Regions from separate parts of the Homo sapiens genome. Here region 2 is linked to region 1. A link is a loop called in an ENCODE intact Hi-C map of the cell type or tissue named here. Cell type or tissue: OCI-LY7. All regions are shown on one strand.

Evidence for each region. Peaks named below come from ENCODE experiments on the same cell type or tissue, not always from the same donor. Only the 100,000 strongest peaks of a DNase experiment are listed, where the experiment ranks them.
Region 2: a loop joins it to region 1, with 2.6 times the contacts of the local background. A loop is called at or near these places in 5 of 110 quality-filtered maps.

What each region holds. Positions count from the first base shown.
Region 1 is chr5:177,176,647-177,179,146 of GRCh38, reverse strand. All of the region lies in intron 2 of NSD1 (nuclear receptor binding SET domain protein 1), which reads right to left. Among named protein-coding and RNA genes, the nearest start is that of NSD1, 44 kb to the right of the region's middle. In OCI-LY7, no CTCF peak of the experiment used is centred here; a DNase peak (open chromatin) is centred at 1,106; H3K4me3 peaks cover 1,674 bases; H3K27ac peaks cover 2,500 bases.
Region 2 is chr5:177,123,560-177,126,059 of GRCh38, reverse strand. No RefSeq gene overlaps it. Among named protein-coding and RNA genes, the nearest start is that of NSD1, 9.0 kb to the left of the region's middle. In OCI-LY7, no CTCF peak of the experiment used is centred here; DNase peaks (open chromatin) are centred at 1,459 and 2,059; H3K4me3 peaks cover 1,404 bases; H3K27ac peaks cover 2,500 bases.

The DNA.
Region 1 (2,500 bases):
AGGAAAAACTATGACCAAGTTCCATCACACGATTTACACTTTGTAGTTCACATAAATCTTATGCTATCACACCTCCATGCACTTGATCATACTTTACAATCTAAGGCACGCTTCATTTTCCTATCTGGCTAATAGCTACTTATACTTCATAACTCAGCTCAAAGAAACATCTCTTGGGTCTACTTTACCCCTACTTAAGGCTCTGGATCCCCTTGTGCATACCTCTTTTTACTGCACTTGACACATTACATTGATATTAATACCACACTCTAAGAGTCTCAACAGCAGAGGCAATAATCTTATTTTCTATTCATTTTTTTTGTCTTATTCATGTTTTAAACTCCAGCACCTACTCAGTAATCAATAAAAATGTGCTAAACCAAACACTTTCAACAAAGCACTTTTTAATGTTCTTAAAAACAAACATTAAACAAGGATCACTTAAGCCGAGGAGGTCGAGGATGCAGTGAGCTGTGATCACTCCACTGCACTCTAGCTTCAGTGACAGGGTAAGACCCTGTCTCAACAACAAAACCTTTTAACTATAAAATCATTATAAATTTGTTTTTTATTTTTAGGGGTTTTTCTTAATCCTTATAAATTTAAAACATGTCTATTAAAGGCCGGGTGCGGTGGCTTACGCCTGTAATCCCAACACTTTGGCAGGCCGAGGCAGGTGGATCACCTAAGGTCGGGAGTTCAAGACCAGCCCGACCAACATGGAGAAACCCCATCTCTACTAAAAATACAAAATTAGCCAGGCTTGGTGGTGCATGCCTGTAATCCCAGCTACTCAGGAGGCTGAGGCAGGAGAATCACTTGAACCCGGGAGGCGGAGGTTGTGGTGAGCCGAGATCCCGCCATTGCACTCCAGCCTAGGCAACAACAGCAAAACTCCATCTCATAAATCAATCAATCAATCAATCAAATGTCTATTAAAATATTTTAATGCAGCCAGGAGTGGGGCTCACATCTATAATTCAAGCACTTTAGCAGGCCAAGGTGGGCAGATCACTTGAGGCCCAAGAGTTTGAGGCCAGCCTGGCCAACATGATGAAACTGTCTCTACTAAAAATACAAAAAAATTAGCCAGGCGTGGCAGCGCATGCCTGTAGTTCCAGCTACTCAGGAGGTTGTAGTATGAGAATCACTTGAACCCGGAAGGTGGAGGTTGCAGTGAGCCAAAACTGCTCCACTGCACACCAGCCTGGGCGACAGAGCAAGATTCTATCTCAAAAATAATAATAATAATTTAATGCAATTTTTTGCATTAACAGAATATGCAAAAAATTAAGCAAAAACCAAAAACAAATAGCTCTAAAATCTTAACAGAAATAAAGATTTCTTTAAAAGGCAATTTGAGAGAGTTGAGAGAGTAATCAGAGCAGAGAGAAAACTCTGGGCACTGGTTGGCACAAAGAGTTCCCATACATATAGGTTCTCACACATATAATTGTGAACATACAATCTAATACTGATATTTTTTTCTTTGAAAGACAGGGTATGAATGAATCTGTCACCCAGGCTGGAGTGCAGTGGCATGGTCATCGCTCACTCCAGCCTCAACCTCCCAGGCTCAAGCAATCCTTGTTGTTGTTGCTGTTTTTTTGTTTTGTTTTGTTTTTTGTTGTTTTTGGGAGAAAGAGTCTTGCTCTGTCACCCAGACTGGAGTGGAGTGGCACAATCTCGGCTCACTGCAACCTCTGCCTCCTGGGTTCAAGCGATTCTCCTGCCTCAGCCTCCCGAGCAGCTGGGAGACATGCACCACCACACCTGGCTAATTTTTGTATTTTTAGTAGAGAGGGGGTTTCACCAGGTTGGCAAGGCTGGTCTTGAACTCCTGACCTCAAGTGACCCACCCACCTCAGCCTCCCAAAGTGCTGGGATTACAGGCATTAGCCACTGTGCCAGGCCCAATCCTTGTTTGATGTTTGCCTTTCTCACTTTACTGAAGGATCCATGAGGGCAGACACAATGTCTATTCTGCTCATCACAGTATTCCCAGCACTTAAAAACACTGCACAGCTATACTCCAGCCTGGACAACAGAGACCCTGTCTCAAAAACAAAACAAAACAGTGCATAGCACATAATTAATAAATTAATGAGTAAGAAAGTAATTTGTGACACCTGTAATCAGTTCTTTCACACATAATGTAACAGAATCCTCACAATAATTCTAGTAGGGGGTATTGTTTTCATTTACCACTGAAACATCCAAAACAAAAAGTTTCCAATTAATTAATGAGCTCACTTCTGACTGATCCCCAAGAAATGGATATCTGCCACTCCTCCAGAACTCTAGAAGTTGGACCTGGAATCTGGACTACACCCTCGAGCTAAAGAATCCAAAGGCTTTTTGGCAAAATATAAAACAAAGTTGTTATAAGCTCTTCCAACACAATGTATCCCTTATATGAATGAGCCTTTCTAGGTTTTAACTGTACCAATAATCAGGAAAAGTAATGACATAACCAGATTTTACAGATTTCTGGTAAATG
Region 2 (2,500 bases), 53 kb after region 1:
CTCTTGAAGCCGGGAGGCAGAGGTTGCAGTGACCCAAGACCACATCAGTGCACTCCAGCCTGGGTGACAGAGCGAGATTCTGTCTCAAAAAAAAAAAAAAAAAACCCTCCAGAGCTGTAGATTCAGCTAGCTTGATTTATAGAAAATGTGTCTGAAATGGCAAAGGCAGAACCCATCATCAAATCCCTCAGCCAGGCTGGGTGCAGTGGCTCACACCTGTAATCCCAGCACTTTAGGAGGCCTAGGTGGGTGGATCACGAAAGGTCAGGAGTTTGAGACCAGCCTGACCAACATGGTGAAACCCCATCTCCACTAAAAATACAAAAATTAGCCAGCCATAGTGGTGCACACCTGTAATCCCAGCTACTTGGGACGCTAAGGCATGAAAATTGCTTGAACCCGGGAGTCTGAGGTTGCAGTGAGCCAGGATCACACCACTGCACTCCAGCCTGGGCAACAGAGCGAGACTTTGCGTCAAAAAAAAAAAAAAAAAAAAAAAGGCCTTCAGCCAACTCAGATTGACTTTCAGTCAGAAAAGATCTGACTTTGTTTCTCATGAAAACCAGTGTTAGGCTGGATGTGGTGGCTCACGTCTGTAATCCCAGCACTTTGAGAGGCTGAGGTGGGTGGATTACCTGAGGTCAGGAGTTCAAGACCAGCCTGGCCAACATGGTGAAACCCTATCTCTACTAAAAATACAAAAAATTAGCCCAGCATGGTGGCAGGCACCTGTAATCCCAGCTACTTGGAAGGGTAAGGCAGAAGAATTGCTTGAACCCAGGAGGCAGAGGTTGCAGTGAGCTGAGATCACATATTGCACTCCAGCCTGGGTAACAGGAGCGAAACTCCGTCTCGGAAAAAAAAAAAAAGAAAGAAGTAAACCAGTGTTCCAGTGTTAGTATGCATCCCTGTGACAGCCATCCCCTGCTGGATTCTAATTCTAGAACAGACAGACAAGATCAGAGCGTAGCCCGAGTTTGTTGGGTAAGGCCTGGGAAACTCTGCAGGCTCCCCAGCACCCAGTCTCTGAGGCACCCCGCCCCCCACCCCCGCTGACTCCGAAGGAGATTCACTTGGGTGAGATATGGCTTTTCCCTCCTTAGTGAGAAACTGGGAGAAAGAAGACCGAAGAGATGTGATTTCTCAGGCCCACCGAGGACAAATGGAAGGTGCAGTCTGGGAACTTGTTCTTCTAACTCCAGCCATACTCAGAACAATCTGGAAAATCTTCATATCTCTCAGGCAAAAACTTTAAGCAAAAACCGAGATTGGAAAACAGGGCTTTGTAGAACAAAGAGAGCAGCTGTGAGTGGGGGATAGCGGGACAGGGCTTTTTCCAGAGATATAGTTGGCCTCTCTATCACAGGGCCTGGGTTTGCTGTTCCCTCTGCCACCCCATGACTCCTCCTGTCAATCAGCTGGAGTCCCTCCTCAAACAGGTATTCTTTGGCCCCTCCCCTGGCTCTAGGAGCTCCTATCAGGTCCCAAGTCACTCTAGCACATCTTCCTGTTGAATTGCCTTAGAGCTATTACCACTCTCTGAAATTACCTGATGTCTTTCCTATTTATTTCTTTATTTTCTTTTTGTTGAGATATAATTATCATACCATAAAATTCACAAAGAGTACAATCCAGTGGTTTTGGTTTTTGGTGTTTTTTTGAGACAGGGTCTCACTCTGTCACCCAAGCTGACGTGCAGTGGCGCGATCTTGGCTCACTGCAACTTCCGTCTCCCAGGCTCAGATGATCCTCCCACCTCAGCTTCCTGAGTAGCTGGGACTACAGGCACACGCCACCACTCCCGGCTAATTTTTGTATTTTGTACTTATTGGCCATTTATAATCTTCTTTGGAGAAATATCTATTTAGATCCTTTGCCCATTTTTTAAAAATTGGGTAATTTGTCTTTATTGTTCTGTTTTGTTTTGTTTCAGAGTCTCGCTCTGTCGCTCAGGCTGGAGTGCAGTATCATGATCTCGGCTCACTGCAACTTCTCCTGCCTCAGCCTCCTGAGCAGCTGGGATTACAGGTGCTCATCACGCCCGGCTAATTTTTGTATTTTTAGCAGAGGCGGGGTTTCACCATGTTGGCCAGGTTGGTCTCGAACTCCTGACCTCATCATGTGATCCATCTGCCTCAGCCTCCCACAGTGCTGGGACTACAGGTGTGAGCCACTGCACCCGGCCGTCTTTATTGTTCAGTTGTCAGAATTCTTCATGTATTCTGGATATGTCCTTTATCAGATATGAAATTTACAAATATTTTATCCCATTCTGTGGGTTGTCTTTTCATTTTCTTGACAGTGTCATTTTAAACACAAAAATTTTAAATTCTGATCAGGTCTAGTTTTCTTGGTTTTTCTTTACTTTTTTTAAATTTTTTTTAAGATAGGCTCTCACTTTGTTCTGTCACCCAGGCTGGAGTGCAGTGACACGATCTGGGGTCACTGTATCCCTGATCTCCAAGGCTCAAGTGATCCCCTCCACCTCATCCTCCCTAGT